2 separate regions of the Mus musculus genome follow, and region 1 is linked to region 2. Evidence: chromatin contacts called from ENCODE POLR2A ChIA-PET data. All regions are on one chromosome and are shown on one strand. The core of a region is the stretch at or near the end of the contact, and the rest is flanking DNA. Distances in the headings are between cores, read along the strand shown.

Region 1 (6,084 bases), core at 1,751-4,250, 77 kb after region 2:
AGACCCTTGAAGCATAGGCAGAAAATGTTTCCCAAGAACACACATCCAAAGACCCTGTCATTTAGGCTCACACACGAGCATCAGTGCACCCCAGCCTTATCTGTGCTGAATCACCTTGAGACCTCTAATACTCAGGACTAGGTTGCCACTTACTATTACCACCAACACAGTCCTACTGCAAGACTGCTCCCTCAGGGTCCCACAGAGACTGTATCCAGGGGTTGTATTTGTGTATATGTATCCAGGGCAGACTCATTCTCAAAACGGATTCTGAGACATTCTGTGAATGAGTAGCAAGTGGCTTTGCAACATATCTTGTTTGTCAAGTACCAAGTAACCGGCAATGGGCTGTAAGGTTACAATGTTGCAGTGGGTTGTGAGACCTGAGCCAGGGCCCTATCAGGACTCCTTGCCTGGATCCTGACAGTCCCATGAATATTTTCAAACTCCAAGAGGAGATGAGTTGGCCTGGCCCAATCCGAGCCCTGGGTAGCCTCCAGTGCCTGTGCTCCCATCTTTAATCCATCCTTCAGGAACCCAGACACTGCTGAGTTTGTAGGAGCCAGCTTGTCCTTTTATCCCCTTTGTGGCCCTGGCCCTCTCCCTGCCACACTCACCAGACGCTTCTGGGGCCTCACTAGCGGTCGGTTGACCCCGTTCATCTTGTGATAGAGGCCGCAGGCATTGCATAGATAGTGTCCGGTGCCGTCCCTGCGCCACAGTGGTGTAGACAGGGCTCCACAGTTGACGCACTCCCGGCCCTCACCAGGGAACTCCTCCAAGAAGTCAGGTACTGTGGGGACAAGAAGCTTGTGGACTGGGGCCTCTGCCCCACCAGGATGCCTGAGGGTGTCTGCTATGCTTGGCCTCCTTTTATAGTGTCTTAAACTTACTCATTTAAAGAGCGATTTATTTATTTATATACTTAGTCATATTTAATTTTCAGTGAAATTTGTTAGGTAGGGCTGCTTTTATAAGGCAAGAGTGTAAATAAGCCACACTCTAAGGTAGATGCCTGAGATGGTCCCTTTCTTAACTAGGTTCCACACCAGCCTTTTTATTTTTAATACATTTTGGAAGCAGGCAGAAGGAAATGGATGGTAGAGCCTTATTTCTCTCCCTCCCCTGTCCCACTCAAGGATCTCCAGTGTAAAAGAGAACAGGCCTCAAGGTCAGAAGATTGGGAGACAGAGATTTGAGATTCTACAAGGGCCTACTGCCAGCTTTGTTGTGGGATCAACCATTGTCCTCCCTCAGAAGACAAGACACAGGGACATCAAGGGACCACACATATGCAAGCAGTGAGACGTTGGCTCAGGGCAGGGAGGATCAGTCATCTACTGGCTGGAGGTGGGTAAAAGGCACAGGGGCTGTCCTTGTCCCACTAACTGTACTAGGTCAGCTTGAGACCTGTCTGGGGCTGTGAATCAGGGGCCCAAGCTTCCAAGTAGCTGGAGGCATGGTTTCAACAAGGCCCAGAGGCTGCAAACAGAGCTTGGCCCTCTTTGCTGTGTCTGTTCCTCAAAAAATACTCAGAAAGCCAGACAAATGATTCCACGATCAACAGTCTTGGAATCCAATCTAACCTATGTTCCTGTGAGGTATGGAACTCTTAAGATGGAACGTTGCAGAACAAGATGGCTGTGGTGACTTTATCAAATAATCGCTGTTTTAAGCTTTATAAAATTCATTTTCAGCTCCGCTCATGCCTGTAAACTCAGCACTTTGGAAGGCTGAAGCAGGAGGTTTGCTGTTAAGTTTGGAACTAGGTTGTCTTAAAACCAAAAAATACTTTCCAAAACTTCCCGTGAAAACTTTTTAAATGTAGGTTCCAAATCGACATAACCCAGAATGCTTTTTTTTTGGGGGGGGGGGGTTGGTCGGGTGAAAAGCAGAAATATATTATTTTCTTGCTATTGTGCTGAGAAAAGAATTCTGTATCGAGCGTTTTTCATCGTATTGTGTTTCATGAAGTTTCCTGTGTCCTAGCAATTCTAGGCGGGAATCTGCGTGGTCGGACTAGGCAGAAAAGCCCTGACTGCAGAAGAACGCATCTCGGATTTTTGCATTTCGTAGCGCGCGGGTTTATTGCTGCGCGCCTTAGTTTTAGAGCCAGGTCCACCGGGCAGCCCCAGCCCGGTACTCACCGAAGCTGGTCCTGCGGCCAGGGAGGCCACCAGGGCGAGCTTGCAGACCGTGCAGGATGCTGCTGTCGAAGGCTCCGGAGGTCCACGAAGGGGCTACGTCGGAACTCATGTATGCTGGGTAGGTTGTGGGGTACGAGGCGCCCATGGGTCTCCCGAGCGGGGTCGGGTACTGTTCGCGAGCCAGCAGCGCGCCCTGGAAGGCGCCGCCGTCCCGGACCCCCGCGCTGCCGCCGCTGCCCGACCCCGGAGGGCTGTGAGCGAACGGGAAGGTGGTGGCTCCCGGTGGGTGTGCGGCTGGCGGGTGCGGGCTTCCGGAGCCGAAGGCTGAGGAATCAGCGGCAACTGCTTGTGTCCAGCTGGAGTGCGCGGCGAGCGCGGGAGCCTGCGAGCCCGGCTCACACGAAGGCAGGTACGGCAGCATGGAGGGCATGCGAGTGGGTGCCACGAACACCGGGGAGCCGGTTCCCGAAGAGTGCAGAAAGGCTCCGGAGTCGGCGTAAGTGCCCTGGCCGGGGCTCTGGGCTAACGCCAAGCTTTGGTACATTTTTTTTCCCCGCGCGAGCTTGACCTGCAGAGAAGAAAGACGGGCAGACGTCTAGGGCAGGATCACTGGGCCCCCTCCATCAGCTCTTGCGCTCGCCCGGGGCAGGTGCTGCTGCTCCGCTTGGGCACTCCACTTTTTTGAGTCGGTTCACCAGGGCAGGTCCCGGGCTCCTCTGGGTGGAATGACAGGGTTAGATGAGGCGCAGGACCCTAGGAACGAGGTCCTTGCCTTGCGCAGAGATCGCCAGCCAAAGCCCTCACAGGAAGGCGCGGCGTTGGCCCAGGGAGGGTGACCGGTGGGTTGTAGACTGGGTCTCCACAGAGCCGCTCTGTAGGGAATCCCGGGAACTTGGGCTGCCCCGCCCCCGCCGTGCCGCCCCTTCTCTCTTCTAGTCGGTCCCTCCCTCCGCTCAGGGTCAGCGCCGGGGCTCCAGCCGCGGGGCCACGTGACCCGAACAGGCTCTGCTGTCCGGCTTTGAGACCACAGCTCGCCCGCGTACCCTCGGCTGAGCCCGAACAAACAGGGGGTGGGAGGAGGCTGAGCGCGAGCACTCCTGGGACAGCAGCAGCTCTGAACCGTCTAGAACTTTGTTGCTACGGTCACGGGTGCCAGTCCTCGCCCCACGTCTATTCCGAGCTCCCGCCCAAAGCTGGTTTAGTGTCCTGTGGCTGAGGCCCTTCTGAATCTAGGGACACAAGGTGCTGGAGCCAAGTTGGCTTGCGATTGATTCCCCCTATACGCCCGAACCTACGTGGGAATCTAGCTTCAATGGCAACCGCAGGGCTCAGGCTGCTATTCTCTCACTGGGTATTTTGTTCATCAGCAATGACTCGAAGTCCACCAGGAACCCCACAGTACTGAGTTTTTGAACAAGGAGGACCACTCGCTGTTTGACCAGCGCCAGCGAACTCTGAGTAGAGTCCTAAGGCCACAATTGAAGACTGTTAGACTCCAAGTCCCGCGGCTTTCACAGGCTGAGGAACTTGGCAAGAGTCTCTTTCAGCAAGAGACTGATGATAGAGCACCTAGCTCAGTTTTGTTGTGACTTATGTCCTCCGGCTTACCTTACTAGGAGTTCCAGATGAAGAGTGGCCAGAAGGTGCAGCAACCCCGGAGGGCTCGAAGATGGCAGCGAATGTTTCTCACTTTCTCATGCTGGCCCCCCCGGGTGCTGCAGACAGATACGTGGGTGAGGCAGGAGCTCCTGAGATAAGGGAAATACACCTACTAACCTTGAAGTCAGTGTCCAGTGTTTCTGCCGCTCAGCGCGGGATTAGTTTATTAGTCAGAAAGGAGTGAACATTGCCTGCACACTGGTGTCCACGCAACCTGCTCTCTTCAGCGTGTGGAGATCTAGTTGTGAGTCACAAGTGGAAGTGAGGGGGGCACCCTGGGCCTGGGGATGGTACAGACTGTCCTGACACAGGCCCCAGAATCTGAGCCATGGAGGTGCAGAGCAGAAGCTGACTTCGGGTAGTCGTGGGAAGGGGAGCTTGCCAGTGCTTCCTGCTTCAAATTACCTCCCACTGCATTCTCCTGGCCTCCCCTTTTCCTCCCTCCTTGAGGTGGGGGCTGAGTCAGGGCTCTTGGTTGATGCTTCCAGCACTGACTTCATGGTTCTCCTTTCTGTGGGATGCGCAATACTTGGGTCTCCAGTCTTGGCATCCCTTTTCCTCGGAACTCTTTAGGCTTCCATTGTGCAGGTCTTCCTCTTTGCAAAGCGTCTTGGAGCAGGAAGGACGTCCAGGTGCCCATCTTGGGAGACTGCTGGGTGCAGTTGGCATTGACCAGTGGGCAGCACGGCACTCCAGCTTCCTCCTGATTATGTTTAAATGAAATGGGAAGATTTCCCCATGTACTCCACCAAGTCCAGGATGAAAAGTGAGGGGAATCACTTGCTGGGGACGGAATCCTCTTCTCCCCAGATAATCAGTAGTAGATCTAGGGTCCTGCAAGGATGGACCTAGATGGACTTGGGCTTTTTGGGTGGGATAAACTCAGTAAAGTCCACAAGGTGGAAAGAACCACAGGACACAGGTGCTGGGTTTTGTTCTGTGACACATTTTATTGTTGCCTCAGTCTTAATAAGGCAGATGAAGTTATTCCTGTTTACACACAGAGGAACAACACTAACTTATCCAAAGTCACACAACTGATAACTCAACATGCTGATTCAGACAAATGAAGAATTGAGAAGGGACTCCTGGTCTCTATAGATATGGGAAAGGGGAGGAAATCCACCCTTCTCAGGCTCCTCGGTCCCACAGAGGCAGTCCTGTCAGTGCCCAGGTCTAGACAGGGAAGTAGGCTCATCTCTTCAGAGAGTAGGGGCAGAAGTGGCTGCAGGGTGTCCTTTGCCCAGATCAGGTTGCCTCACAGTGGTGGGACACTGGCTGTGACAATATCTGACCCTTTAACTGGATCCTTCTGCTTGAGGAGAAGAAGGCGAAGTCTCAGATCAAACCACAAACCCTAGGTCCTTCTAGCTCCATCTTGTCCCTCCCCCAGAGGTCAGCTCTGATGCCATGATCCCGCCTACCAGTTCCAGGAGGGAACCACCAGCCCTGTAGTTGTTTCTCTATCCACAGGACTTTCTTGTTGCTATTCCCCAACCAAAAGAGAGTTTCCTCTCTTCACTGTTCACCAAACTCCTACACACACCCCCAGGGTCCACATAACTTCCCATGGCTCATTTCAAGCATTCCACTGACAGATTGTTAGGTGTTTCTGTCAGGCCCCTCAGCAGACTCAGAGTCCCAAAGTCAGCTTTGAGGAAAGCAGGATGGAGCACGGACAGGAAGCAGCCAGACTCTGCAGGGGACTCAGCTTTGCTGTGGCAAGGCTTTACAGCATTCATTGGCTAGCCGTTTTTTCTTTGTGTAATAATAGCACTTACCTCTCACAGTGGCTTCAGGGAGGGATTGGTGGGACTAAGCATCTGTGCAGCTGCCGTAAGGTGTGCATGTGGCAGGCCCTCAACAGGCTCCGGGCAGAGGCTGATTGATTCTGGTCAGGTGGGAGAATGAGCAAGCCCTGGCCCCAGAGTGAAGGGCAGTTAGGCAGGTGGGAGCCTCAGCCAGTCTTTCGGGCTCCCCTGGCCTAGCAGGCAGACCTGACTGAGCCAGGTAAGGAGAAAGGACAGCTCTTTGAGATAAGGATCCCATATTCTCCGAGAGGGATGGGGGGTTGGCGTGTTCGTGACCCTGTGACCAATCTGAACTGAGTTTAATCCATGATCTCCGGATTAAGAGAGCCTGAGTGGCCAAGTTGGAGGACGGGGAGAGGAACCTCCTGCCAGCCTGACAGGATCTGGGTTTCATTTGCAGCTGTCACTTGCCCAACAGCCCCCCCCCCCCACCTCGAGCTTGGGAACTGTTAATGCAGACACATTTA
Region 2 (6,038 bases), core at 3,126-5,625:
GGCATGCACGGCCACCACCTGGCCACTTGAAAATTTGTTAGTTTCCATTGAATTTGTAAAACGTTCAGAGACTGTTTATCTCCTGCCTCCTGTCCTCTGGGATTCAAACTGCATTTATATTATGCTCTGACTTTCCTCAGACTTTCTCTCTCTCTCTCTCTCTCTCTCTCTCTCTCTTTTTTTTTTTTTTTTTTTTTGGTTTTTCGAGACAGTGTTTCTCTGTGTAGCCCTGGCTGTCCTGGAACTCACTCTGTAGACCAGGCTGGCCTCGAACTCAGAAATCCTCCTGCCCCTGCCTCCCAAGTGCTGGGATCAAAGGTGTGTGCCACCACGCCCGGCGACTTTCTCTTTTTTTTTTTTTTTTTTTTTTTTAAAGATTTATTTATTATATGTAAGTACACTGTAGCTATCTTTAGACACTCCAGATGAGGGCGTCAGATCTTGTTACAGATGGTTGTGAGCCACCATGTGGTTGCTGGGATTTGAACTCCGGACCTTCGGAAGAGCAGTCGGGTGCTCTTACCCACTGAGCCATCTCACCAGCCCTTTTTTTTTTTTAAGATTTATTTATTTATATGTAAGTACACTGTAGCTGTCTTCAGACACTCCAGAAGAGGGAGTCAGATCTTGTTATGGATGGTTGTGAGCCACCATGTGGTTGCTGGGATTTGAACTCTGGACCTTCGGAAGAGCAGTCTGGAAGAGCAGTCGGGTGCTCTTACCCACTGAGCCATCTCACCAGCCCGACTTTCTCTTTTTTAAGATTTGTTTTATGTAAGTACACTGTCTTCAGACACACCAGAAGATGACATCCCATCTCATTACAGATGGTTGTGAATCACCATGTGGTTGCTGCGAGTTGAACCCTGAACCTATAGAGCAGTCAGTGCTCTTAACCACTGAGCCATCTCCTCAGACCTTACCCTTCATACTTTCTAGTTTTATTTTATTTTATTTTATTTTATTTTATTTTTTGAGACAGGGTTTCACTCTATAGCCCAGGCTGTCCTTGAACTAGCAGCAATCCTGTCTCAGTTTTAAAACAAGGGAAGTGCTGTGATTAGAGGCATGAACTGTCACACTGTCTGTACCCATGCTTTTTATGGTTTAAAACTGCCAGGTGGTAGAGGTGGCAGAGGCGGCACATGCCTTTAATCCCAGCACTCAGGAGACAGAGGCAGGCAAATCTCTGTGAGTTTGAGGCCAGCCTGGTCTACACAGTGAGTACAGTGTGAGAGGCAAGCTCTGTCATTACCTGAGTAATGAGATGGCTTAGGGAGTAAAGGCCGTTGCTCCCACAAGCCTAAGAACCTGCACTGCCCACACCCATCCCCTTAATACTGTTTTTTTTTTTTTTTTTTTTGTGAAGGTTATTCACTGACATCTTACAGAAGACCAAGACTTAAGTCAGAAAGATCAGGGTACTGAACACGTGCTCTGTTTCATGTTTTCCTCAGCCAGATGTGGGTAGGAACCCTGCTGGACAAAGAGCAAAGCAGCCAGGTGAACTAGAACGACTTGACTCGACCGTTACACCAGTTGATTTAATGAGCACACTGTGCTTACCTGTGCATGACTTCACTGTCACATTGGACCAGGACTTAGTAAGTGCTGTCAGCCACATGCGGCATAGTATGGGTGATGCTGGGCAAGGTACGGGGTCTCTCTGTGCAACCCTGGCTGTCCTGGAACTCATTCTGTACATGGGGCTGGCCTCCAACTCAGAGATCTGCTGGTCTCTGCATCCTGACTGCTGGGATCAAAGGTGTGTGCTGTCCCCTGCCCCACCTTGCTGAGGACCCTTATTTAGTAGTTTAGACTCTTTTATTCCTGCTAAAAATTTGAGCTTTCCTATTCTTCCTTCCTTCCTTTCTTTCTTTATATATATATTTTTATTTTTGAGACAAGGTCTTATTTTGTATACTAAGATCAAACTCTTGATCTTCTGCCCACATCTGCCTAGTGCCAAGCTGCAGGCAGGCAGTGTCCTGCCTCTCCCAAAGGTCTGGAACAGATGGTGTACATTCTGTGAAAGCCCTTATCACAGCCCTGTCTGCTAATTTAACATCTGAGTGAGTTCTGGATCTCTCTCTCTCTAGTGACCAGCTAATCTGACAATCACTGAATGGACACCAGGCCATGTGAATTTTCCTTGTTGTGGGCTTCATGCAGCCTTCCTGCTTCATTTATTTTGGAGGTGCAGTGGAGTTACTACTTCTTTGATCCTTGCGAATCTTACTTTTACCATGTTAGGTGGGCTCTGGGCATTGTTTTTGGCAGTTACCACAGGCTAGACCTTTCTGAACATTCTGCCTAGCATCATTTGCATTAAGCTTTTCTACTTGACTCCAGTCCCAGCCCTTTCAAGGAGTGCTGAATTTGCAGAGTGGAGTTTACTAAGATTTCTGGGGCTTCCTTTTGGCCATGCTCTCCTTCCTGGCACATCGGCTGCTTCATCTGTGGCCACTAAGGAGGCCTTGAGGGTTCAATTCAATATGCACGGATGCAGCCAGAGCAGCTGCAGATCTCAAAACTAAAACCACCCCTGTCCACATGCCTTATGGATGATATGAACAGTGATTTTCCTAAGGTCAGAGGCTCTGGTATCCTCACTTCTTTTCTTTTTTCTTTTTCTTTTTTGGTTTTTCGAGACAGGGTTTCTCTGTATAGCCCTGGCTGTCCTGGAACTCACTGTGTAGACCAGGCTGTCCTCGAACTCAGGCAGGCTGTCCGCCTGCCTCTGCCTCCCGAGTGCTGGGATTAAAGGCGTGCGCCACCACGCCCAGCTAGCCTTGCCCTTCTAGCCCATTCCTTTTGCCTTGCTTAAAAAAAAAAAAAAAAAAAAAAAAAAAAAACCACGATAGATTCCATTCTTAAAGTTAGCCACCAAACTCTACTCCCTTATATGGTCACTTCCTCCTCGTGAGGCTGACTACCAAAGTCCAGCTATTAAAAGTCCTATCCAATCAAAATACACCACTGTGCAGCCCGGTCTAGCATGGAACCCCCCTTTTCTCTTATTAAAAGTTACACCTGCAAGGTCATTTGCTTGTGTTTTTCTGACCAAGTAGAAAACAGCCACTTTAACTCCTCTTCCCCACCCCCATTTAAAGGAGCTCTCTGTGAAAACAGGTGCTTGGGTAAGGTGTCTGTGCCTAATCTGAAAGATAACCCCTGCTGCGCGGGAATTTATTATTTTTTTCAAAACAGGGTTTCTCTGTGTAGCCCTGGCTGTCCTGGAGCTCACTGTGTAGACCAGGCTGGCCTGGAACTCAGAAATCTGCCTGCCTCTGCCTCCCGAGTGCTGGGATTAAAGGCGTGCGCCACCACGCCCTGCGCGGGAACTCTTAATGCATACATGACTACTGGTTTCCAGGTGTGAGGAGGAAAGTGTAGCCTCGGTTTCACCAGACCCCGTGACAGACAGTCTTGGAAGGTGATCACCAGTCAGTGTGCACATGGCAGGGAGGTTCTCCCCAAGACCATGTAACTGGGTGTATGTCCCAGCTCCAGACTGCAGCTCCAGTCCCAGAGAGATATCAGGCATAAAGTTCTACAGATGAGTGAGCAGTGGATTCACTCACGGAGAAATGTAATCTCAGGAGAGTCGTCAACAGCGTGGGCAGTCTTGTGTCCGGGCTGCTCTCTGACCTCGTAAACAAAGAGGCTTACTGAGCATTATGGTGACTGTGGTCTGGGAACTTTCCTTTTTCGAGACGGGAACTCAGTGTAGTCCAGAGTGGCCTCAAATAGATAATCCACCTGCCTCGGCATCCCGAATGCTGAGATTAAAGGCGTGCACTCTCAGGCCAGACTCACTTCCCTAGGCGTGTGGACCGGGTGGCGGCTGGAGCCAGAGGAGTAGGGCAGGGCCTGGGGCGAGGAGGGGCAGGATGGCAAGGACGCAGGGTGAGTAGGGGGTTCTTGAAGAGAATGAATGTGCAGCGGAAAGCCAGCGGTCCAGCTCATTTGATCCAACCTCAGTTTCCTCTTCGGAGGATTGGTCTTCCCGTTCCCGCCTCCCTCCGCCACGCTCGTTCCCCTCCCAGGCTCTGGCGGCGCCTCAGGTCGGTGGAGTCAGGGATCCAGCAGCGGCTGGGCTCCCTCTGACAAGCTAGCCTCGAGGGCGGCTGGAAGACAAGCCAAGTCCAACCTCTCCAGCGGAGGACGGAGGGGCTGGACTCCGCAATGGAGGCGGGGCCTGAGGAAGAAGGCATGTCTTGGCTGGAGGCGGAGACAGGGACCGATGCCTGTGCTTTGTGCGGAAAGAGCCAGGCTTTCTTTGCACCGGAAGCGGAAGTTAAAACACACAAACAGGCCTCCGGTATGGTGGATACGAGTACCCTGACCCGGAAGCACTTACCGAGGACCCGCCCTCCTGCCCAATAGTGCTGCGGAGGCACGAGCTACTTCCTTTCTGCGCTCTCGCTGGACAAGTGAGCAGGTAGGCCTCGGTGCGGGCTGTGTGCGAGCGGGGCCGGGCTGGGCCGGGCTGGGCGCAGTTGGGGAGGTCGCGGTCACATGGCCGAGAGTGCTTGCGGGCCATGGGTCTGGTTGGGCCCGCAGACTCGGAGTGCGGGCCTGACCAGTCTCAAGACCTGCGTGGTAACTCTGCAGGGACGGCCTCAGGATGCAGAACGACGCCGGCGAGTTTGTGGACCTGTACGTGCCGCGGAAATGGTGAGCATCTGCGGGCCCGTCATTCTCGCGCCCGCTTTCCCCGCTCCCATTCATCCACTGTTCTTTTGCGACCTATTAAACGCACTGTGCATCTCTTTACCCAGCTCCGCAAGCAACCGCATCATTGCTGCCAAGGACCACGCGTCCATCCAGATGAACGTGGCCGAGGTGAGCTGGGAACCTGACGGTTCCTGAGGGAAGGAATTACGAGGCCCTCAGGCCTCAGCCTGGCTCTTGGTGTGTTTACTAACATCGGGGTGAGGTCGAATCTTCCAACCTCTTTTTTTTTTTTTTTAACCCAGGTTGATAGGACCACAGGCCGGTTTAATGGCCAGTTTAAAACCTATGGCATCTGCGGGGCCATTCGCAGGATGGTGAGTTCTACCACCTGGTCTGCCTTGTACTGTTCATGTGACATCTGAGCTCTGATGGTGGTGTCCTTTTCTTCCTGTGGGAATGGTTTTGGGCTTAATAGTGCATGCTCTGCCTGCTAAGCAGGGAGCCAGCTCTGTGTGGATACTCAGGTATTTATTTTTAATTTTAAAGGGCGAGTCAGATGATTCTATTCTCCGATTGGCTAAGGCTGATGGAATTGTCTCAAAGTAAGTGTGGGGGACAATCTCACATTGGGGTTGAGTGGCTTGGGACTTCCCAAGAGATACAGCTTTTAATACTACTTTTTCCCCTTTGTTAGGAACTTTTGAGCAGAAGAAATCGGGAATTTGTTACAAATAAAAGTTTTAAGTACCTGTGACAGTTAAGTCTGCTTTTGCTGTTTTTACTATGTAGGGCTGGTGTTTTTATTGTGACCAGAAAAGGGCCGCACACTTACCTGAAAGGAGACAAGCAAGGAAGTATGTTGCAAAAACCAGTTTTACTTTAACAAAAACATTTTAACACCTTCCATTCATAACCTACTGGACATACACCACATTCTGAGGTCTGACACAGCTGTGTCCTGTTGAGCGCTGCGGGTGCAGCACCAGGTCTGTGGCATTGGGTCACAGTCCAGCTGGACACCATGGATATACCTCAGATTTCTGGACTCAGTCTATAGGACTCTGTTTAGCCCGTGTTTGGTTTAAGGGTTGGCTTTAACAGTGCTCAATACCACAAACCAGCAGCTCTTAGCGAAGCTTAGGAAGGACTAACAGCAGACCAGCTTGGTAAAATGAATACACCTTACTACATCTAGAAGCTTAAATAACATTTATCCCATCAGTCAGCCATATATATCTAAGTTCATTTAAAAAAAAAATGATGGGGCTGCCCTGAAGATAACCTGTTTGCAGGAACGACTTATTGCACCTAAAGATGCTCTGAGAACGTGGCATGCTTACACCAGCATAAGCATGGAC

The links. ChIA-PET counts read pairs that join two places held with the same protein, here RNA polymerase II (POLR2A).
Region 1: POLR2A ChIA-PET joins it to region 2 with 16 read pairs in embryonic stem cell. The contact joins the promoter of Gata5 here to the promoter of Rps21 in region 2. POLR2A ChIA-PET finds 5 or more read pairs at or near these places in 3 of 5 experiments (Patski and embryonic stem cell).

The regions. Positions count from the first base shown.
Region 1 is chr2:180,331,679-180,337,762 of GRCm38, forward strand. It overlaps Gata5 (GATA binding protein 5), which reads right to left and starts at 3,001. Exons shown (of 6, transcript NM_008093.2): 1 at 2,148-3,001; 2 at 618-793. The coding sequence starts at 2,691. Gata5os (GATA binding protein 5, opposite strand) reads left to right here and starts at 1,179. Exons shown (of 5, transcript NR_045877.1): 1 at 1,179-1,350; 2 at 1,990-2,265; 3 at 2,504-2,643. It overlaps Gm52543 (a long non-coding RNA gene), which reads right to left. Exons shown (of 5, transcript XR_003953987.1): 4 at 5,588-5,724; 5 at 4,739-5,121.
Region 2 is chr2:180,253,004-180,259,041 of GRCm38, forward strand. It overlaps Rps21 (ribosomal protein S21), which reads left to right and starts at 4,376. Exons shown (of 6, transcript NM_025587.2): 1 at 4,376-4,444; 2 at 4,618-4,680; 3 at 4,785-4,848; 4 at 4,983-5,054; 5 at 5,227-5,282; 6 at 5,375-5,441. The coding sequence starts at 4,631. The coding sequence ends at 5,384. It overlaps Cables2 (CDK5 and Abl enzyme substrate 2), which reads right to left. Exons shown (of 10, transcript NM_145851.2): 10 at 5,536-6,038. It overlaps Mir3091 (microRNA 3091), which reads left to right and starts at 4,533; the gene lies at 4,533-4,608.